Regions from separate parts of the Homo sapiens genome. Here all the other regions are linked to region 3. Evidence: read pairs that join two places in POLR2A ChIA-PET (ENCODE). Cell type or tissue: Panc1. All regions are shown on one strand. Region 1 overlaps LY75-CD302 (LY75-CD302 readthrough). Region 2 overlaps PKP4 (plakophilin 4). Region 3 overlaps PLA2R1 (phospholipase A2 receptor 1).

Region 1 (8,000 bases), 110 kb before region 3:
CTGTGGCATTAGATTGACAGAGGAGTGCAAACCCTCTTGTGAACTATGCATGCGAGGGATATAGCTTACATACTCCTTATGAGAATCTAACTAAGGTCTGATGATCTGAGGTGGAACAGTTTCATCCTGAAACCATCCACCCCTCCCTGTCAGTGCCAAAAAGGTTGGGGACTGCTGGGCTATACGACAGATCTTCCTTTTCCTTAGTTTTCAGTATGAGGGTTAAAAAGGCTTAATATTTCCCAAAGGGTGTTCCTCACAAAATTAACAAGGAAGTTTCAGAAAAGATCTACATGGATTTTAAAAAAAGTTTGCAAACATTGGTTTAAACAAAATTAAACTAGTTTATGCCAGTATTTCTTAAGGCATATGTTAATGTACATTTGTTAATGTCCAACAGGAAGCTATGGTGTCTAGTGTTTCTCAACCTTTTTCTTTTTTGTTGGTTATTTTTTTCAACCTTATTCTAAGGACTTTTTGCAGACCATCTCTCAAGACTGATGTTATACGGAGCATGCTTTGGGAAATACTGGTTTGATATTTTCTATAGCAACTTTCACTAAGTTCATTGTTCCATTGGTTCCAACAGTTCCATCATTTGGAAGTCACAAATCCTTAGTGGATCTCATAGGAATTATCTGAAGACTCTTGAGAGCTGAAAATGTGAAATGTGCACTTCTTTAAGCTTAGCTGCTGCCTTGTGGTGTATCTAAGCTTTTGACTGCTCCAACTAACTTATTTTCACTTCCCCATAGCCTAGCTTGATTTAATGTCCAGTTCTCTGCTCTCTTGTGTGTCATTTCTTTCCCCCTTCCTTTTTTTTTTTTTTTTTGGAGATAGGGTCACCTGTTATCCAGGCTGGAGTGCAGGTGGTTCAATCACAGCTCACTGCACCTTCAACCTCTTGGGTTCAAAGATCCTCCCTCCTTAGCCTCCCAAGTAGCTAGAATTACAGGCATGTGCCACCATGCTTTTAATTTTTTGCAGACAGAAAGTCTCACTATGTTGCCCAGGCTGGTCTTGAATGGTTGGCATCAAACAATCCTCCCACTTCAGCCTTCCAAAGAACTAGGATTACAGGCATGAGCCAGTGTGCCTAGCCCATTTCTTTTCCTTTTAAAGGAGAACCTGCCTTCCTTACAAACATAGACTAGTTCTTGAATGGAAGAGTAAAGAAAGGAGTTATGCCTATACTTTCCATTTTAACTAACACAAATTTTAATACTTTGTCACTGATAATGTAGATATTAGGAGATGAATATTTTTGTCATCTAGTTACTAGTGCTAATTAGAAATATTTATAACACAGGAAATATTTTTTTAATTAGCAAAATACAATAAGTAATGACAGTATAATATACTTGATATGGTTTGGCTGTTTCCCCATCCAAATCCCATGTTGAATTGTAGCTCCCATAATCCCCACATGTCATGGGAGGGACCTGGTGGGAGGTAATTGAATCTTGAGGGTGGGTTTTTCCCGTGCTGTTCTCGTGATAGTAAGTCTTATGAGATCTGATGGTTTTACAAAGGGCAGTTTCCCTGCACATGCTCTCTTGCCTGCTGCCATGTAAACATGTCTTTGCTTCTCCTTTGCCTTCTGCCATGATTGTGAGGCCTCCCCAGCCATGTGGAACTGTGAGGCCATTAAACCTCTTTTTCTTTATAAATTACCTAGCCTCGGGTATGTCCTTATAGCAACATGAGAATGGACTAATATAATACTTACTCAGTTTCTGGCATTTAGTATGAACTTCATCCTGTGTTGTTGCCATATGCCTATTCTTTGTTATTATGAAATTGTAGCAACAGTTCTGAAATGGTATCCACGGAGTATTTAGAACAGGAGATGGACATTTAACACTGTCAACTGGTTTGACCTCTTTTTCAGTCTCATCTAGAAAAAGAGTTAATGGTAAGAATTCTAATTTGAGATATAAATGTTAAATCCTGTTTGCAGTCATTAGGCTTGATTTGTAGGAAATATTCAGGAAGCCGAGAAGTAATATCCTGGTGAAGCCTGTCTCTGTTTATACTCAGATATAGCACACAAAAAGCCAGCTTTCTATAGGAAGGAAATTACTTGACACAATTTTCTTACCCCTGCTGTGGCATGGAAGAATGTAAAAAATGAGGTGCTATTAGGTTAAATGCAGTTTCTGTCTTCCTGCATTACCAAATGTCAAGTACAAGGGACCACCCCTAGAGATGCTGTACAAACATATTCATTATTAAAAGTCACCTAACTATAACTCTGAGAATTTATTTTAAAGTTTCTGTCTACTGATACTATTAATTTTAAAGGAACATTTAAATGAAACATTGATGTTCTAAATAAGTTATTGCTTTAACCAAGTCAAACAAAAATAATATTTAAAATCTGACATCTACAGTATCTGATTATGATCTTTTTCCATTTTATGAAAAGGCCATACATTCACAAAGATACAAATATAAACATATTCCACTCAAATACATTAAACTGATTTAATATGTGGCAGAGATCACTCAGTATCTCTCCTGGATCACAATAAGTCCCTTTGTCCATGAAGCAGTGTCTTCTTTCTACCACAGACCCACAAATGTGACCTTGCCAGTTGTAAAAACACTTTCCTCTGACTGGGCTAGAGACTGCACACCTGACTCAGGCTAAGTTCATGAGATGTTCTCTAGGGATTTACAAAGTGAAATTTAGAAATTGTCAACTCATCTCCAGTTATAGGTTCAGCTCTATCCCCGTTTTGGGGATCCTAAATTTCCCCTTGTCTTAAGCTAGCTTGAGGTGGTTGCTGTGAATCTTAAGACTCATAAAAGTCCTGTTAGTTGTGATATTATGAATCACAAAAGAATTCTCACAAATGTAAGCTTTCTACAACTATAAATATATGCAGAAAGAGGTAGAGTAACAATGGGATTTTAAGTGTTAATCCCCATTGTCAGCTGACATAAAAATAAAACATGCCTAAAATGACCCATTAATAATAATATATGTAATATATAATTCTACTTGAATACAAATTTTCACAACAAATGTTGCCATAAAAAGACATGACTATAATTTCTTCACAATTCCAAAACCAGATTTTATAAAACCACTCCTCAGAAATTCTACCACTTATGGGACTGTTAATAATTTAAGAATTAAAAGATCTGAAATTCACATACTTCCTGAATAGTAGCAAATAGCACCTGGTTGATTGTCATTGCAATCAACTGTTTTCCAGAATCCATCAGTGTCTAATACTACACAGTCTTCGAGTTGCCCATTAGTTTCAGCCCAGCGACTAAAATGAAGACGTTTCCCATCTGACCAACCAAAGTTGAGTTCATCCTGTAAGGAGCAGAAGTACATTTCAGGTGGCAATATTGATGTTAACCCTTTGTATTATTTTGACTCCCATGGTCAATCTAATGATTTTTAATTTTTTTAATATTTAATACACATTTACATACCATTTACTACATAACAAGCATTGTTCTAAATGCTTTACAAATATTGGCTTACTTAATCCTTGTAACAACCATATAGGAGAGGTACTATTATTATCTCCATTTTAAAGATGAGGAAACTAAAGGTATGTAACTTGTGCAAAGTCCCACAGAATACAAACCACAGTGCTGGGCCTTTCTGCCAGGCTGTCGATCCCCAGAGTCTATGTCCTAACCATTATGCTACGCTGCCTCACACATAATTGGATCCACTGGTTATCAGAAATCAGAAAGCTAAAATGGGGTGAGGATCACTATAAGTACTGATTAGATCAGAGACCACCTGGCATAGTGGAAAGAATATGGGCTACGGAGCTAAACCTACATGGTTTTGAATCCTGATTCAGTCACTTACTAGCTTTCATGTGCCATCTCTCCAAATTTCCATCCCCTACCAAGTTAAGTGTGACACTTAACTTCGTGGGGCTGGAATTAATGGGATAACATGTGTAAAGCCCGCAACCCAGGGGCTAGCTGGCACACAGAGAGCTGGTGGTTCCCTTCCTCTGAACTCTTCAGGCGCTGTGGCTCTCACATCACTGTTTTCACACTTGTTGGGGAGAGAAGCTTCTTCATTCACTAGATTCTGTTGTGTGCTAGAGGTCTGTGAACGTCTGCCTTTACACCCTGCCAAGGTCCTGACCACCCATCTAGGTACAGGAGATGGATTGTGGGGTACAGGCCTGTCTGAGCTTCCCCATGGTGCTGCCAGAGACCTTACATACCCACTGGTGGGCCTGGTGCTGGCCTAACAGACCCACTGAGCTAAGCTTTCCTGAGTCCCAAGACAATCTGCATCACTAGTTTATTTGAAATATGGAACGAAGCGACACAGTCTCCTTAGTAAACCATAAACAGCAACACAGTCAAGCCTCAACACCACTCGCTGCTTCATTCTGAAATGTTCATGACCAGAGTTCCAGCTGTAATCCTAGCCCCTAACCTAACCCAGTTAGGGCCTAAGCCACTGTGGCCTCCAGTGTGGCCCTTCGGCCATGCGACTTTGCCTGCACTCATTCAGACTGCCCTGCATTTCTTCCCCTTTGCTGCACTCCCCACCTAACCCTGTCCCTGATCCTTTGGAATTTCCATTCCATCTAAATAAATCATCCCACACCTTTTATCTTTTTACTGAATACAAAGTATGAAGACTATAAATATCTTTTCACTAAATTCTTGATCTTAATTGATCTTAATTTAACTCTGGCTTTTCCAGGGAATGCTCACACATTGTTGGTGGGATTATAAATTAGTTCAGCCCCTGCGGAAAGTAGTTTGGAGATTTCCCAAAAAACAAAAATAGAATTACCATTCAACCCAGCAATCCCATTACTGGGTATATACCCAGAGGAAAACAAATCGTTCTACCAAAATACACCTGCGCTCATATGTTTATTGTAGCACTATTCACAACAGCAAAGACAGGGAATCAATCTAGATGTCCATCAGCAGTGGATTGGATCAAGAAGATGTAGCACATATACATGATGGCATACTGTGCAGCCATAAAAAAGAACGAAATCATCTCCTTTACAGCAACATGGATGTAGCTGGAGGACATTATCCTAAGTAAATTAATGCAGGAACAGAAGACCAAATACCACATGTTCTCACTTATATAAGTGGGAGCTAAATATTGGGTACACATGGATGTAAAGATGGGCATGATATTGTCTGGGGACTCCAAAAGTGGGGAGGGAGTGGAGCAAGGGTTGAAACACTACCTATTGGGTACTGTGTTCACTATTTGGGTGACAGGTTCAACTGAAGCCCAAGCCTCAGCATCCCACAGTGTATGTATTGTAACAATCCTGCATGTGTACCCCCTGAATCTTAAATAAATACATAAATCTGGCTTTTCCAAGGGAATAATCTCCTTTCAGCACCCACAGGGGAAGACTATTTGATATTCTATTCTCAGATACCACAGGACTATGAGAAAGGAGTAGTGGATATTTTTATCTCCTTTTATTTCCTTTCAGGATTATTCCCCTTGTATCACTGCAAACTCCCCATGACATTCACTGAGGACTTGGTCGCCTTGCTCCTCCCTGACATTCACTAAGATGTCCCAATTCTTGCTGTCCTCCCGGTCCTACCATTAACTTGGGATGCCTGTGTTCATGTTTCCAAGCCTTCTTGACTTCCTTTAATTCTATGTATTTTTATTTCTTCAAGCTGGGTACTTGAGTGACCCACTGCATGGCCACACTCTGCACTTCACATAACCCAGAGCTGCCTCTCCTCAGACACTGTAAACGCCAACAGCATTTCCTGCATGAATTTATAGAAAAATAACTGCTCTCCCTCTCTCCAGCTGCTTGCGTCCTCCCCGGCCTTCCACACAGTGTCGTCTACTTAAGTAAAGTCTTATATTGCCACTACTCTGTTTAAAATCTTTCAATATCTTCTCATTGCTTTCAATGTAAAGTATTTATTAACATCCTGTCATTTTCAAAGAATTAAGGCAGCTATTAGGATATATAGTTAAACAGCTACACAGAATATGTTAAAATTAAGGGTGAAAGGGAAAAGAGAACCATAGGTAAAGGTTGAAAATAGGATAAGAAGTAAGACCCAAATCATTAAGTGGGGAGGGGAGTTACAAAATAGTCTGATTCCAACTGTCTAAAAAATAAATAGGTACACATAGAAAAATAACTTGAAAGATCCATACCAAAATATTGATTGAATCATGTTTATTTTTAGGTACTGGCATTACAGGTGACTTTAATTTTGTTCTTTTAATTACTGACAAATTTTCTACATTGCAATACTGTTTTTGTCTCAAAAGATTTAGGGTGACTGAAACTAGGAAATGTAATCACCTATTGTTTCCTCACAACAGACACAACAAAGCGTTTCACAGAATTTCCAATGCTGAAGATAAAGCAAGTAAATGCAATGCTATAAAACAATTGAGACTGTGAGGACTGAGTAAGCAGCTTCCCCATCTCCTGGCTTGCTCTGGGTTAATTTAATTTAATTAATTAATTAATTTTTTTATTTAGAGATGGAGTCTCACTCTGTCGCCCAGGCTGGAATGCAGTGGTATAATCTCGGCTCACTGCAACCTCCACCTCCCAGGTTCAAGTGATTCTGGTGCCTCAGCCTTCTGAGTAGCTGGGGTTACAGACGCCCGCCATGATACCCAGCTAATTTTTGTATTTTTAGTAGAGACAGGGTTTCACCATGTTGGCCAGGCTGGTCCCAAACTCCTGACCTCAAGTGATCCACCCACTTTGGCCTCCCAAAGTGCTGGGATTACAGGCATGAGCCACCATGCCCGGCCGATCTGGGTTAACTTTAGAATACCCTGTGGCTCAGAGAGACTATTCTTTAAGCTATTCCTAAATGCTACTTTTAATTGAGCTTTTGATAACAATTCTTGTTTTTCCATCCATTCTTCAGTTCAATTCTGAGTCTTCAATCGCATTTTTTCCATGCATCCCTAGACCCATCCTGGTATACTTTGGGATATACCATGGCTGAGAAAAGAGGTGGCCTATAATGCCAATAGGAATACCACAGCTTTATTTAAAAATCCCTTATTTAATTATAGCCAAAACTTCAGCTGTGTAATGATTCCGGTTTGTGCTACATGTGCAGAGGTTAGTGATGCGAATTAGTAGGAGACTAGCATTCTTTGTTGGGCTCTGAAATGAATGAGAAGTGCTTGAGACATCTATCTAGGATCAGCACTTGAGATGGAGGAAAACACTATTCAACCTCCTTTTCAGAGTTGCTTAATTTTACTTTGCTGAATTTTTTCTTCTTAAACTAGAGACTGGGGTTTTGCTATGTAGTCCAGGCTGGATTTGAACTCCTGGGCTCAAGTTATCCTCTTGCCTCCAGAGTAAATGGGACTACGGGTGTGCACCACGGTGCCCAGCCATGCTGCTGATGTTGAAAGGGATGGAAGCTGGTCGTGGTGGCTCACACCTCTAATCCCAACACTTTGGGAGCCTGGGGCGGGCGGATCACTTGAGGTAAAGAGTTCAAGACCAGCCTTGCCAACATGGTGAAACCCCATCTCTATTACAAATACAAAAATTAGCTGGGCGTGTTGGCGCATGCCTGTAATCCCAGCTACTGAGGAGGCTGAAGCATGAGAATCACTTGAACCTTGGAGGTGGAGGTTGCAGTGAGCCGAGATTGCACCACTGTACTCCAGCCTGGGTGACAGAACAAGAACCTGTCTCAAAAAAAAAAAAAAGAAAAAGAAAAAAGAGAAAGGGATGGAAAGGACTCTTTAACACTATCCATAGTGCTTCCACACAACTGATTTTTAAATTCTTCCCTTATCTTTTCATTGGCTGAAGAGATATGGCAGCTCCAGATTCTAGCTCGTCTTTGATTAGAATAAATAAAAAGAAGTGCTCAAATATATATATATCTCCACCAGAACCTTTTCCTCATTTAAACAATGAAGTACTAGATCTTTCAATAGTGGAAAGATAATTGCCTCTAAAAACCACATATTGCTGCTAGGTGCCATGGCTCATGCTGGT
Region 2 (8,000 bases), 1.4 Mb before region 3:
AACTGTTCTTGATGATGGTTCCTGGAAATAAAGCACTGGACACAGAAGTGACCTCTAGTTCCATTTGCAGCTTAGGGTCCATAAGAATTCTGGTTCTGGTCTTTCTGAGATTGAAGTCTTCCTAGTCGCAGTAGGGGAGGGATCCCCAAAAAGTTTCCAAAGAAGTTAGAGCCCTCATTCCCAAATTAGTGCCCTGGGCTGGAAATTTTAGCTTAAATTGTCTCTCAAATCCATTTGAGCTTTGAATTTCAGTGACAGAAGGCCTCACCTTGAGTTCTCTAACACATACTTGTCTCCAAGTGAAGTGTCTTCTCATCACCCCTCACCTTCTTCCCGGTCCCCTTCCATGTGGATCGCTGCAGTCACTTCTAGTTGAAATCTCTGCTACCACCTGACTTCTTTCCAGTCCTGTAGCACAACTAGTCTGTAAAACATAAATTTTCCAAGTCACCTTTAGGGAACTGCCCAATTGCAATTGGTGCAGATGGACACAAAAGGTGGTTCAAAAGTTGGGTTAACCCGCATGCTGATAGGAGTTAATGGTGATGCAGAATATTTGTTTACATTTAGTACAACTTTTACAGTGTGTTAGAGATGGTTTTTGTAAGAATAGAAGTATACATTCATAAAAGCAAAGAATAGTAAGTTCTCTCTGTTTTAAAATAAACTTTGGACACAAATCCTCGAGACTTTCTGCTCTGTGGTCGTCTATTTATATATTAAGAATGCTGTGGGAATTCTTGCTAAGAAGTGTTAAAGACTTTAGGCCTGTAATATACCTCTCTTAGCTTTGCTATCCACATGTGTTTTGCATAATTCCAGCTAGGAACCTCCCCTTGGAGGAATTCTTCAGCCTGATTAAAAGTTTGAGCCATAACACATGTGAAGGAATTGGAAAAGCTCTTGGAAGCAACATTTGTCAGATGATGTAAGCAATATCCAATTTGTTAGCTGTACTTAACTATGCTTCTGCTATTTCATAGATGCATATCAACTCATGTAGAAGATATGTCAAAAGGAATTCCAGTAATGCGTTATCTTTCATTCAATCCATATTTACTTGGTGGCTGGCTCTAACGCTTCAGTGCAGAGTCCCTTGACTCTCCTTTTGCCTCTAATTTCCTCCCTCACCTAAGATTAAAAAATATTTTGATAATTTATAAACAAATACTTCCATGGCTAAGGAAACTTGCTACTCAAAGCAAGTCTCATGAATAAGAGGGCAAATAATATTTTTGTAAAATGAAGTTATATTCTCATATATAAACTCATATTTTATCAAATCCTGTTTTAAAGTGGAGATACACTTGTAATTTTTAATTGTGTTTTCAAAACTTAAGATCTTTCATTTCTCATTGAAATTTTATGTTAAAATTTTGGACATTCCAAGTATTTTAAACAACTTCTTTTTTATTGGAAATTTTAGCAGCTGAGCAAAGTTTGTATCATTCATATACTTAGAATTATTTTAACCCCACCACCCAAACTGCCTTTTTGTCTTTTAATTGTATACACAATTCTGAAAGCACTTTGTTCAGTTGTATTACCTCATGATGTGTTACTTTAGGACAGTGCTTGTCAACCTTGAATGTATACCACAATCACCTGGATAGATTGCTAAAAACAGGTTGCTGGGCTCTGTACCCAGAGTTTCTGATTCAGTAGGTCTGGAGCATTGCTGATGGTGCTGGACCATACTTTGAGACTACTGTTTTAGGATTTCTGGTAAATTCTGGCTTTTTTTTTTTTTTTTTTTTTTTGAGTAATGAGTTTGAGATATAAGAAAACATAGAAAACGTTTGCCATAGATTTTATAGTTCACAAAATTTAAAGTTCCTTTTTAACTTCCCTTTCTTGTTGTTCTCATAATATTGCATTTTTCTTACTTTGATTTAAATGTATTTAGTGCTGACAATGTGACTTGTATTACTTGATAAATGACCAATGTACATTTGCTACTTTAATAATTTGAGAGGTCATGAAGGGAGCATTCCAATGACTTTTATACTGTCAACATTGCGTTATTAGGAAGTCAATATAAACAAGTTCCTATGAAGTACACGGCCCAGGGCCTGACACATAGTGGACACTGAGTAAATGCTGGAATGAACAAATGAACAATTGTCCTACTTCCCCGCAGTGTAATAGTTACTCTTTGAAAACTTGATTGATCCAACTTTGAATATCTGAGAATTATCTGATTTATTGATCTTTACTATTTCTTTGCTTCTCATTCTTGTAGTCCTGAGGATGGTTGTCTCACTGGCAATTTAGCCCTTCTATTAGGAAGAGAGGAGACAAGTTAAACATAAAACTAAGTTTTCACTTTTCTCTTGTTAGTAGTACTTAATTATTTACTAGAATAGGTAGTATTAACTTAAAAGTTCTTTGAGGGTTGATTCAGGTTCATTTATTCAAGCTGGCCTTATGATCTTCTAAATATCCTTAAAAAAAAAACCAACTTTATTACCTAATCTGGAATATAAATGTATCGCAAATCAGATACTACTTTTATATCCTTCTTGCAAATTCACAGGAATTTCCAATACTCTGTTACTGCATTCTAACAAAGTTTATTATGAGAGTTCTGAAGATACTGAATATGTTGAAATCTCTTTAGTGCTTCATTTTCCAACTATTTCAGTGCAATTTCAGTGATGTTTTGTCTGTTTTTGATGGCTGTCCTGTGCTTAGATAATGGATAAGAGTTACGGTAGATTGCCAAGCCATCTGTTTGTATCAGTCTTCACAAAGATGCTTCTTCCAAAGGAGAAAATGGACAGAAGAGCTTAATAGTGTTTTCAGGTGGAAATTAAGAGTTCTTTTCCTGTTCTGGCACTGATAGCATGCTATAGAATAATTCTGTTCTGCTCCTGCTTACTTCATGAGGATGTTGTAAGAGTTGATTTAATAACTATTTTGAGTGGCTTAAGGCACTGATAGGAAAGGTACTTTGTTAGCCATACAGGTATAGGAAGAGTATGAGTTCTGCCATAGGCATGCTGAATATCTGGGAGGAAACCCTGTTGATGACTGGGAGACATGAAATCAAAACTGAGCTCAGGGACCCAGAATAAAATTTTTAGTGGGTAGCCTAGAAGTGATCACCAGAGTATTAAGATTCTACCCACCTGCCAAATGTATGCCTATCAGGAAAGCCAAAGACAACCACTAAGGAGCTCTTGGAGCTTAGGGGAAATCGGGAGATTGAACCCTAGTCATTTGTCCAGGGCTTCTCCGAGGCCCAGGTTTTTCCTCCTGTACTGTGCTGCCTGCTGACAGCTGTTGCAGTTGATAAACCAGTGAACAAAGTCTCTTCTGTACTCATGTAGCTTTCTCCTTGAGATTGGGGTAGGGAGGATTAGTAATGTATTAGGGGGTGGTGATAAGCATTAAGGTGAGAAAAGAAGCAGGGTGGGTGATAGGAGAAGTGAGGGTTTTGGAGTGGCAGGGAAGGGGGTTCATCAGGATCAGAGTCAGGTCAAGAAAGGCTTCTTAGGTGACGTGACTCAGCAGAATGAAGGAAGAGACAAAGCTGGGAGAGGGCATGCCAGGGCCTGGAACTGCAAGTGTAGAGGTAGTTGCAGGGAGGGATAGAGTGCTGCTGTCCCTGGAAGTACCGGTGTGGAGGAGGTGGGGTCTGAAATGTGCCCACCTTTCCACCAGCAGATCTGGTGAAGAAGACCATAAGTACACAGGAGGCGCATCCCTCAACTGTGAGCTTCAACAGCCCTGTTTTGAAACCTTAAGTAAAAGATTTGTAAAATAATAAGCCTGAACTTTTTCCCTCCAAGCTATACTGTGAAATGTGAATTTTAAAAAGAATGGTTGTGTAAATATGAAGAAAGTACTTTCAAATTAGATGATCAGACTGCGTTTCCTTCAGAATTGTGTTGCTTTGCTTGAACATGGCAATTGAAAGATCCCAGAAGCAAGACTGTGGACAAGTTATGCCCTGGCTTTGAGCCTCCAGTCACCTTGCTCTGCAGTGCAGTCCTTGATGTTAAGTGGCCTTCCTCCAAGCTTTAGGAAGCCTCAGTGCAGGTTGTGGTTGAGGAGATGAAGAAGGCCTAAGAGGAGCAGCTCCTGTTTTTATAATTTTTTGTATCAGTGCTCCCTCCCAAGGGTATTTAAGTAAAGGTATTAACAAAATTAAGAATTTGGCAGACAGCTCAGTTAGACGATCACCAAGGTCCTTCTCATTTCTAAAGTTATTTGAAGCTGCTGTTTTCATTAGTCCTTAAGTATATGTTGCTACCATATAATTTGGCCACAAAAATGTTTAGATATGTGTCAAAGTCCTCAGGGCTTCCTGACAGAAGTGCTTCTTGACTGATTGTGTATTTGGTACAAGGGCTTCTTTGGTGATAGTTTCTACTCTCTTTAAATACTGTTCTGTTATTTTTGAAATCTGATCAAGAATTGACACAATAAATCTCTTTGATATTTATACTTATGCCTACTTTTAACCTTTTAGGAAAACTTTATGAATTGGAATATTCTAAAATCCTGAAATAATTTGGAATATTCTAAAATTCTGAAGAGAATATGAACGGATTGTTGGAATGGAACTTTTACCCGATTCCCTCAGACTAGAGTGTTCATACGACATTTTGCCAAGAAGTTCCTATAGAGGCAATATCACTTTTAGGATGGATGGGTCTAAAAGGATCATATTTAGTTTCTGGTTATTCATGGTTGCACTCACTTTAGAGGATGTGTTCCTATTAGGTTGCTGCTACTATTTGTCTCTCCTAAATAACAGTATGGAATTATAGAAAGAAAGGTTGGGAGAATAGTCGTGTGATTCTCCTGGTCAGCATAAAGCCTGTTCCATCCAGCCACTGACTATTTTGTTCTTTCTTTTGCTTTGAAGGCCAAGATGACATTTCCATTACTTCGATGTTTTTATGTTCTATACCTCTCTCTTGCTCCATATATTTTGCAGTGGTGCAGATATATTGATCCATAAATGACTGGTATTACATACTGAATCAAGGTACATGCATTCAACTCTAGAGAGAATTGTTTCTGGGTGTTTTTCACTATGTGACTCACCACTGTGAAGGTATGAAGATGAGTTTATGCCGCTAATGGGGTAGCTTTGTTGTGATGTAATTTCAGTAGCTGCCCATGGCAGCTGTTAGTCGAAGGTAAATTCAAAGCCAGATGGTTTAGATATCACAGTGGTGAAGATCAACAGAGTACCGTGAAACCAGGACTCGGTCATGGCAACCTGAGACTGTTCTAGCTAACTCTTTCTAATGTGTTTCATCTGGCACTTTGCCAGTTCAGTCCCTTGCTTACCTTTCCCCATTTGAAAAACTCTGCTTTTGGAGGGAGAATGGATTACAGGTCTTGACAGAGGCTTGGACTCTTGACTTCTTGGTTTGTTTTTTTAAATTTAAAAAAGAATTTCAGTTCTTTTGTGACCATCACATTACTGAAGTTAACATTGATGTCTTGCTCAAACTTATTTTTTTTCTCTCACACATTTCAAAAGAACCAAGTTAATACATTGAATTGAGCAGTCTGATAAGAAGGTAGTGTGGGGGGGTCTCCGGGTCCACAGAATTTCCTTGAGTGTGGATTGCTGTGTAGGAAAAGCTCTCTAAATTTTTTCTGCTGGCTGAATGTAGAGTAATGTGACCCTGTTGCTCTCCGTGGTGAGCTTTCCATAATTGAGATATTCCTGGATTCATTGCCAGGAGTGGACTTCCTTTACCTCTGCTCTGCCACAGGGTGGCTGCTGCCTTTCTCCTTTAATAAGGTATGTTCAGTTTCCCCCACTCAAAGACCATTTCATCCCTTAGACATTCTACCCAGGACATTGAAAATAGAAACAAGGCCAGGCACAGTGGCTCACGCCTGTAATCTCAGCACTTTGGGAGGCCAAGATGGGCGGATCACCTGAGGTCAGGAGTTCAAGACCAGCCTGGCCAACATGGTGAAACCCCGTCTCTATTAAAAAAAAAAAATACAAAAAATTAGCTGGGCATGGTGGCAGGCACCTGTAATCCCAGTTACTTGGGAGGCTGAGGCAGGAGAATTGCTTGAACCTGGAGGGGCAGAGGATGCAGTGAGCCAAGATCACGCCATTGCACTCCAGCCTGGGCAACAAGAGCAAAACTCCGTCTCAAAAAAAAAAAAAAAAAAAAAAGAAGAAGAAGATGCCAGTGAAGGAAAGTTAGAAACCACTGCGTGTCCTAAGCAGTTCCTAACTCCCATGGACAATTCTAGCATGAGTTTTGTAATAGTTTATAATTGACATATAGGTAGAAAATTGATACCAAGAAACCCAGCTGTTCCTAGAGTACTAGTAGTAACTCAGAAAGAGTAGAGAATTGTACTGTAAAATGAGCAGATTGCCTTTTCACTTTCTTTTTCTACTCCATCAAAGTGCCAGCTTGCTCCATCTTTGCTAAACGTTAGATTAAATGTCTTATTTATCATGATACCTCTGATGTTCAAAATTACATATGTTGCTGTAATTCTTATGAATTGTGAGCATACATTCTTCTGCGTAAACAGATGGTACTGTTGACACAGGCTTTATAATCCTAGTAGGCTGGACATCAAAATTTTATATTTCTACCATTACCTTAATTGTAGAGAGGTTCTGGGGTGACTGTGGAAAGTCATCTAACATGTGTTCTCTTTCTTTGCACTGCTGGGTTTCTAAATATTTATTAATCATTATTTATACTCTGTAATGCCATACTTTATTGGTGAATGTACCATCTTTGGGAGGTCATTAGATATTCTTTAGTATCTAAGAGAAATATCTACCTATCAGTGAATTTCAAATTATAGTTTATGGTCTTCAGATTAATGAAAAGCAAGTTCCCACCCCCACCAAAAATTAAAATGACACAAAAATGCATCTTGGGAACATCACAATATTTTAAACTGAGAATACTAATTTTTTGAGATTTGATTATATCACATATGACTTAGATTCTGATAGATTATGAATTTGTAATCAGTTCAATTTTGTATACTGAAATTATCTTTGCACTCTGAATAAATGAAGTATCAAGCAAAATTTTAAGAGTAACAATATTTTAAGAGATATAAACACAGTTAAAATCTTTGAGGTATTTTACCACTCACTTTTAGAATTATCAAATGCTGCTTTGATCTTTTCATCAAATCAGAACAGATATCTATATTTTTATTGGCAACAATAAAAACAGTCTGTGAGGAAATGAAACAATCCAGTCTTTCATTTTCTTGCTCATTTAATCTGAACAGGTGATGTTTCAGTATATTGAGACATAAGACAATCAAGACTTTTTGAGACATAAGACAATCAAGACTTTGTTAACAGCTTTCTAGATTATTGGTGGAATTATAGCTCTGATTTATAGGGTCACATTAAAAGTACTCCTTTGTGTACACTAGGTCTGGAGGTGATGATATAGAAATACTAGTGTGGGCCGGGCGCGGTGGCTCACGCCTGTAATCCCAGCACTTTGGGAGGCTGAGGCGAGTGGATCACCTGAGGTCGGGAGTTTGAGACCAGCCTGACCAACATGGAGAAACCCTGTCTCTACTAAAAATACAAAATTAGCCAGGCGTGGTGGCACATGCCTGTAATCCCAGCTACTCGGGAGGCTGAGGGAGGAGAATCGCTTGAACCCAGGACGTGGAGGTTGCGGTGAGCCGAGATCACACCACTGCACTCCAGCCTGGGCAACAAGAGCAAAACTCCATCTCAAAAAAAAAAAAAAAGAAATACCAGTGTGACCACATTGTAACATAGGTTGTGTTATTTCCTGCTAATGGAATGTAGCTTCCTTGACTTGTGGTTATTTCCCAAAATTCTTCCTTTAAGAAATTCAAAACCCTCACCTAAAAGGAAAGAAGTTACCCAAGTAGGAAGATTGAAAATGAAATCTGATTCTTTCTGACATTTTTACTGCCAACTAATAAACAAAAGACTTCATTAAGGAAGCAGACTGTTCAGTGGTTCTTTGTGTCTGAATATGACTGATCTA
Region 3 (8,000 bases):
AGCCTGGCACTCTGTGAAAGGATCCTACATTACCATCCAATTTTATTCCCATCACCCCCTGACGTGAGCCCTTTGCTCTAATTGAAACACATTCTTAGTTGCTGCCTTTAATCAGGCTGGGCCTTTTCCTCCTCTGTTCCAGCTTCTATAATTCTCTTCATCCTTTGGGATCCTAAAACCTCATGTCTGAAGCCTTCTCTAGCAGTACAGGCCACAGCAATCCCTCCTTTATAATACTGACATCTAGAAATTGCTGTAATTATTATAGACATTTTCCCACCATCAGTGACTAGAATTTTCTAGCTTAGATTTCTAAAATTATTGTTTTTTTTAATTACTAAACACTAAGTATGTTACTGATGATTAAGTTAAAATGTGACTTTTATGACACATTATGCTTGCAACAGGGAATCACATCTTCTTGTCTACAGCAAATATACATAAGCCTAGATTATATTTCCTGAGGCCAAACATAAACCTTAAAAATTCTGAGTAGCAGTCACCAGAATGAAGGTTGCTGGTTTACATTCCTAGTTCTATTTGCTTGAGGGAAAATGATTTTTTGCCCATTAGGTGATCAACCTGGGTGACACAAGAAAAATCATAGTCTTTGAGTTGACTTATAATGATTTTTTTTCTCATATCAGAGAAAGAAGGAGCTGAACTATTCTCTGACTTGTTTGGTGCAGAACACAACAATAATGTCAGAATCTATCTGAATACTCTCTCAACTTGGATTTTAAAACCTTTAAATGCTAAAGAAGTCAGTCAACATTAGTTAAGGTAGAATCAAAATGAAGAATTACTCTCTGACTTTACCTACCTGCCTCCATTTTACATATAAAGCCTTTTTTTTCTTGACACGGGGATAGCTGCCATAATCCTTCAGGGATCCTCAAGGCAACACAATGATGGGGCTTGAAGTAGTCTGTGTCTGGCTTCCGAATGCCCCAGTTTGACTGGTCTGTGGGAGTTCCATCAAACCACTTTATGGTTTCATCTGTGAGAAAATTGCTGACTCATTATGAATTATGTGCATGGTTATCAAACATACTAAGACTGGAATTAACCATAAAAAGCAGCCCCTGAATTTTTTTATTTTTTTATTTTTATTTTTATTTTTTTATTATTATACTTTAAGTTTTAGGGTACATGTGCACAATGTGCAGGTTAGTTACATATGTATACATGTGACATGCTGGTGCGCTGCACCCACTAACTCGTCATCCAGCATTAGGTATATCTCCCAATGCTATCCCTCCCTCCTCCCCCCACCCCACAACAGTCCCCAGAGTGTGATGTTCCCCTTCCTGTGTCCATGTGTTCTCATTGTTCAATTCCCACCTATGAGTGAGAATATGCAGTGTTTGGTTTTTTGTTCTTGCGATAATTACTGAGAATGATGATTTGCAATTTTATCCATGTCCCTACAAAGGACATGAACTCATCATTTTTTTATGGCTGCATAGTATTCCATGGTATATATGTGCCACATTTTCTTAATCCAGTCTATCATTGTTGGACATTTGGGTTGGTTCCAAGTCTTTGCTATTGTGAATAGTGCCGCAATAAACATACGTGTGTATGTGTCTTTATAGCAGCATGATTTATAGTCCTTTGGGTATATACCCAGTAATGGGATGGCAGCCCCTGAATTTAATGAGACTCTTGAACTAATACATTCAACTCAGTAAATACAGTGATGTACTCAACATCAAAAGGTAGGCATTAATAAAGTTGCCTCTTTATTTTAGGTACAGTGTTCTTATTTAGGTCATTTAGGTTATCATGTTTCTTAATGTGACAGTTTGAATTTTGAAATATTCCATATATATATATAATCGATTTAAAGAAATCATTTGATAAACAAAACTAATCGAGTAAAGAAAAATCCTTTGAAGTCCTAACATCTTCATCATTACAAAATGGCTCACTTTCTAAAAAGATTTTACAGTGAATTTCTTTAATACCAAGCCAGCCATGTACCAAGGGGGTAGGGGCGGTAGGAGAGTCCATCCCATGTGTGGGCAATAGTGTATTGTCTGAAAATAATTTAAAACTAACAATACAGCTAACTAAAAGTTGGTCTGCTTTTTATTATCACCATCTGCTTGAAATTCTAAACAATGTTGGTGATTAAAATACTCCTCCTCGAAAGGGTAGGCTCACCCCCAACCTTGGTACACCACTGTAACAAGCTCTCCATACCAATTAAAATAATTTTCTTCACAAGTACCTTTCAATAACCATCAATTACATAAAGAAAAGAATACCATGCTTCCATTTTATTACAAACTCTGGTTTTTATGAGTAGCAAATAAGAATCCTAACAGCACAGTTCATCATGGAAACATTTCCATAACTCTATTGTGCTTTTATAACATTTAGAAACCTGGGATATTTTCCAGTAAATATGGTTTTGGTATGCAATGACTAAGTCTGTGAACACAAAGTTCCAGCCAAGCATCTTCCTGCTAAGGGTAAAGATAAACATGTTATTGTTTGTTTTTATTTTTGGTGTTCTGGGATTATTTTAAAAGACAAAAGGGTAAAGAAAAGGGTTGCAATGTTGTTTTTGGAAGAAATGGCTTTAGGCTTCATGCTATTTTTTCTCAGAAAACGTATCCAAGGAGAGTTTTCTGGCTCACAGATGCCATTATCATCAGCTTTAACAACCATGTATTTATTTATGTCCTCTCCTCTACCCAAATCACTTACTGTTACCATCAAATTGAGCATTCAACCAAACCATCTGGACAGAAGAACCAAAAGCAAACAGCTCTTCTAGGAGAAATGCATTTTCAGCCTCATCCTTGATTGTTAAAAGATTAGAACCTATAAGAGAGACAAGTAGCAAAGGAATATTTGTGTTTACACATAAATATACTTTAAAAAATGTTTCCTATACTATTAATTGTAAAGCTCAGGTTTTGAAAAGTGAAAATTTCCATTATAAAGAAGAGACTTTAAATTAAAAAAGTAAAACCACATTTTTTAAAAGATACAAGCTTGCACGTCAGAAGTTAAGGCATAGAATATTAATTTTAGGGAACATTCAAAATTCATAATGCAAATGCATGCAAAAGGAACGTTTTCTTCAGAAAGTGCAGTATGCTGAGACATCATCTTAGGTTTCCAAATTCTACACTGGACATTGTTTCATATAGTAGCTGTCCTCCAAACAAGCAATTTCAATAGTATTTATTTTTTCAATAGTTTAGTTTTTGTTGCTCCTAAAGTCACTAAATAATGGGATGAATAAAGAAATCCACATTGTTTACTGAAATGGCAAGAAGGAGCACATGAAAGCATTTTTACCATCACAAAAACAATTACCTTCCTTTTTGCAAAATTCATGAGCAGCCTCAAAACTCATACTGTCTAGGACTGTAGAAAAACTGTAGCAATTACTTTTAAATTTTATCCAGGGAATAGATGTTTCTGAGCACAACTCTGGGTGTTCAGATTGTCTTGTTTCTGTGAAGAAAAGCCAGTTATGATTTCAGGGTGGTGACTGGGTTTATTTATTGAGATAAATATTACATTACATTCTATAAAAGATCAAGATAAATATATGTAACAAGATTTTCATGGTAATACTCTGAAAGATTGGGTTTCATGTAAATGATTATAAAACTAGGACCAGTTTATAGCATTTCTGACAGAAATAATCTTTACCTAAACATAACAAGATATGTTAAGGCACAGCTTTGTAGGCTTAGTTTGGGTGCTGCCTGGGTGAGGGTGGCTCTTTCATGTTTACAATTAGCATCCTAAAGGTTGGAACAAGCAGGGGCTATGACTCCCAGAGAGAGTGGCAGCTGACTGATGCTGGTAAAAGAGATTTCCAAATGTATGCATTTCATGCAGTGCTGTGTATCACAGATTTGAAAAGTCCTTACCCACTAATAAACCTGTGAAAGAAAATAATGCATTCAATAAAGTATCATAACATAGCATAACATAAAATAAATAAGGGAACTCCAGAGGGACTTTATTTCAGAGAGCAAGCATGAGAGTTAGACACATCCATGCTGAGATCCCGGCTCCACCACTTACTAGCTGCGTGACCATGGGCATGTTACCTTGCACTTGGTTTCTTTATCTATAAAAGAGAGCTAACAACAAAACCTTTAAAAATATTTTTTTTAATTACAAAAAACTTTTTAAAAGACAAAGTCTCACTCTGTCACCTAGGCTGAAGTGCAGTGGCACAATCACAGCTCACTGCAGCCTCAAACTCCTGGGCTCAAGTGATCCTCCAGCCTCAGCCTCCCAAGTAGCTAGGACTATAGGCACGTACCACCAAGCCCAGATAATTGAATTTTTTTTTTTTTTTAACGAGTCTCACTGTGTTAACCAAGCTGGTCTCAAACTCCTGGCCTGAAGAGGTCCTCCTGCTTCTGCCTCCCAAAGTGCTGGGATTACTGGTGTGAGCCACACAGCCACCTTCCTTACAAGTTGAGAAGTTTCAATGAGTTAGAGCCTGACACTTCTTAAGCATTCAATAAATGCATTGTTATTGAAAGGACAAGATTCCAAGAAAAGGCAAGTGCTAACAAAAAAAAAAAAAAAAAAAAGGAGAAAAGGGAAGGACAGCTTTTATGGAGTTTTAGAAGTAGAATTAGCTTTTCCAAGATATATGTGGCTATCATTTACATTTAATCCTGAATTGTTTTGATCTAAAAATATATAATTTGTATGTTATTTGATACAGTACCCAGAATGTAAGTAAATACATGCACTTTTACTAAATGAGAGATTTAAAAGGAGGCCAGCTTGTGTTAGTGAATTCTATGCAGGAAACTTGATTTCTACTCTTGGTACTGGTGATGGACAGCTGTGAGACACTTAGGAAACTATTTAATGCTCTGAGTTTACATTTCATTTTTAATAAAGGGGTTAGGCCAGGTGAACTTTAAGTGTAAATGAGATATTATGTAAAGTGCAGAGCCAGATATCTAGTAAATATCCAAACAATATCACCACCATCATTATTGTAGCTCTGGAATCCTATCAATCTTTTATTTAAACATGAATCCTCAAAGTCCTCCACACATGCTTGAAGCCCATGTTTCTCATCTAATTTCCCACCCCTCCCTTACGCCTAACCTGCATTCAGGCAAATCCCAACATCGGCTTTGTCTTACGTAAGCCTCGTCCTGTCTTCCTTCCCCATTTTCATCCAGCTTTTCTCCTCAGAATGCCTTTCCATGTCCCATTATTACCCATCTACACCCACCTATTTATCAAGGCCCATCTGCACTGCCATGTCCTTCAAGAAGCCTTTCTACCTTTCTCCAAATGAATACAATGCATTCTTTTTCTTGATAACCCCCATAACATTTGCTACCTCTCTTATATCATTTTGTAGTTCTGTTATTCTTTACATCACCAACCAGACCAGAGGCTTCTTGAAGAGAGACTTCTTACTATACTCATCCTCATATCCTTTGCTTAGCACAGTGTCTTGCATACAGTAGTTAAATAAGGTATATTTTTGAGTTGAATAGAATTGAACCTACCAGGTGGCACATGACAAATGGCACCTTGCAGAAATGACTCGCAGGCTGTGCTATGCCAGCGTCCGTTGCTGTCGGCAAAAACGCAGTCACCAAGGAGGGAGGACTCCTCATCTTTCCAAAAAGTGAAAGAAGATTTGGTGCCATCAGACCAGTCAAAATTAAGACCATTCTGTGGAGGAAAACTGAGCCATCATTTCCTTGCCACGACGGCTGGCAGCATCACCCAGTGTTATCTGAGCATGCTACAATTCCCACATCGATTGCTATTTCTGCACACCTTTTTAAAGAGGGGCTAGGACATCTGTGAATACAGCTTGACAAACAGGAATATCTGCCACAAATGAGATCTTTTTTGATTTTTAGGAATTCTTGGCTCCCTGCCACAATGATTTTCTAGTGAGCAATCGGCGTGAAATTGGACCAGTACCTTGTCTTTTACAGTGAAATACATTTCAGATTGATCAATTATTCAAACATAAAATTGAAAACATAAACATGTTAAAGAAAACCTGGTTAAATTTTTTTATACTGTTGGTGTGGGGAAAACCTTTCCAAGTCATAGAAAATCCAGAGGCTATAAAGCAAAACTGACTACATGAAGTTAAAACATTCTGTACTACATGATGCAATAAATAATCATGAAATATCATTCATTTATCTCTCCCACTGGCAAGGATTAAAATTTTGAGAATACCTGGTGTTGACAAGGATGTGAAAAAACTAGACATTATCACATACTGTTGTTGGCATGTAAATTGGTGCAAACTCTTGGAGGGCAATTTGGTAGTACTTGTCAAAATTTTAAGTGTACGCAGCAATTTTACTTCTAAAAAATTATCCTACTGGCACAAGGATATTTGTTGTGCATTGTTTATAACTGTGAAAAACTGAGAAGAACCCAAATGTCTATTCACAGGAGAATGGTTTAATAAGTTGTGGTATATCCTTACATGCTGCGTTCTAAAGAATTCATGAGATTTTTATGTGCTGACATGTGAAGTTGTTAAAGATATATTAAATTAAAAAGCAAGTTTAAAGACAGCATGTAGAATAGGATCTCATTTGTGCTTGAAAAACAATGTACATATTCTTCCATTACATGAATATGTATGTGTATACATGGAAAATTTCTAGATGGCACACAAGACAGTGTTCACAATTACTAACATTAGGGAGTAGAACTAGGGGTCAGGATAGACTAGTTTACTTTTCACTACTTTGAGTGTACAATATTTTATTTAAAAAAATGAAAATAACGTATTCTCTAAACCACATCCCTAGAGGAAAATAAAACCTCAAGTGCTTAATTATAAGTGGTACTAAACTAATTAATAATCACATTTCTAGACAAGAAGCATGATTCGTTTTTTCTTGGGGATTCATTAAATGCCGCAAATTCCCAAATGCAGTGCTTGAGTTTCAGCTGTGTTCCAGTGCACATGCAAGGCAGTATCGGGGTACTTGGAAATTTTCAGAGAACCTTTGAATGGTATTAATTTCCAGACATTAGGCAAGTGGATGTTTACCCTAAAGAGGTGTGCACTCTTATTTTGTAGTCATAGGCTGTTCATAAGGTTGGTCAGGTAATTGCATAAACCAATTATTTAAGTGTTATATTTATTAATATTTTTGGGATCTTTTTTTCAGTGCTAATTTCAGTGGCCAGATCATGAAGGAGGTAGATGCTAAACTTAATTATTCAAGGATGTCTCAAGGGAGTTAGGATACCTACATCTGTGGTGAACAGTCCAATCCAGTGGGCATATCCTAGCCGGTTGAGGACAACAGTGAGGAAGGACTGGTGATACTGGTCTGTGATGCTGACCAGTTGTGCTTTGTGCATCAGGCAGGTTTTTATTGCTGCATACCAAGTCATATTTGCATTAATTATTTTGTAAGTTCTGTTTCCATATTCTAAGGTATTGGGCATTGGATACATATCAGATGTATTTACACCGTGTCCAGAAGTATCTAGAACAAGAACAGCAACAAAAGTCATTTGCAGCATCTGGATGACAAAGGAAGAGGCAAAGCTTAGCATAGATCCTTGTCACTATGATCCATGTTGATCAGAGTGCTTTCTTCTGGAATTGACTGTTTCAAAACAAGAACACTATCTGAAAGTGTAAGTGATGCAAAAAAATGAGAACACTCAGGAAATTTAATGAATTGTTTTTCAAAAACATAAACATAGATTGAACCATTTCTAGAAGATTTCCCAGTTTTGACCATCCTTTATCAAATTGACTGCTTTTTGGTGGAACTGATGGTGATCTTCTTAGGTGGGTTTCACTCCACTAACTACACTTGGCTTAATCCACACTGCTGTGGCAGAACTTAATGCTTATTAATAGCAGAAAGGCACATGTTACATAGTCATATATTGCATTGCAAACCTAATATTACAGGTGCATATTATCAGGTAAAATACTCGATTACACTTTTGAGACTGATAGTCACTATTATGCTTAATGT

What was found. Peaks named below come from ENCODE experiments on the same cell type or tissue, not always from the same donor. Only the 100,000 strongest peaks of a DNase experiment are listed, where the experiment ranks them.
Region 1: POLR2A ChIA-PET joins it to region 3 with 6 read pairs; 2 of 35 experiments call an interaction of 5 or more read pairs at or near these places.
Region 2: POLR2A ChIA-PET joins it to region 3 with 5 read pairs; 1 of 35 experiments calls an interaction of 5 or more read pairs at or near these places.

What each region holds. Positions count from the first base shown.
Region 1 is chr2:159,832,315-159,840,314 of GRCh38, forward strand. It overlaps LY75-CD302 (LY75-CD302 readthrough), which reads right to left. Exons shown (of 38, transcript NM_001198760.1): 26 at 3,166-3,331; 27 at 1,730-1,897. LY75 (lymphocyte antigen 75) reads right to left here. Exons shown (of 35, transcript NM_002349.4): 26 at 3,166-3,331; 27 at 1,730-1,897. Among named protein-coding and RNA genes, the nearest start is that of CD302, 38 kb to the left of the region's middle. In Panc1, no CTCF peak of the experiment used is centred here; no DNase peak of the experiment used is centred here.
Region 2 is chr2:158,502,229-158,510,228 of GRCh38, forward strand. The region is part of intron 1 of PKP4 (plakophilin 4); the gene reads left to right. Among named protein-coding and RNA genes, the nearest start is that of PKP4, 49 kb to the left of the region's middle. In Panc1, no CTCF peak of the experiment used is centred here; a DNase peak (open chromatin) is centred at 971; H3K27ac peaks cover 4,658 bases.
Region 3 is chr2:159,944,083-159,952,082 of GRCh38, forward strand. It overlaps PLA2R1 (phospholipase A2 receptor 1), which reads right to left. Exons shown (of 30, transcript NM_007366.5): 24 at 7,258-7,496; 25 at 5,526-5,694; 26 at 3,337-3,477; 27 at 2,719-2,835; 28 at 824-1,000. Among named protein-coding and RNA genes, the nearest start is that of LY75-CD302, 43 kb to the left of the region's middle. In Panc1, no CTCF peak of the experiment used is centred here; no DNase peak of the experiment used is centred here; H3K27ac peaks cover 4,739 bases.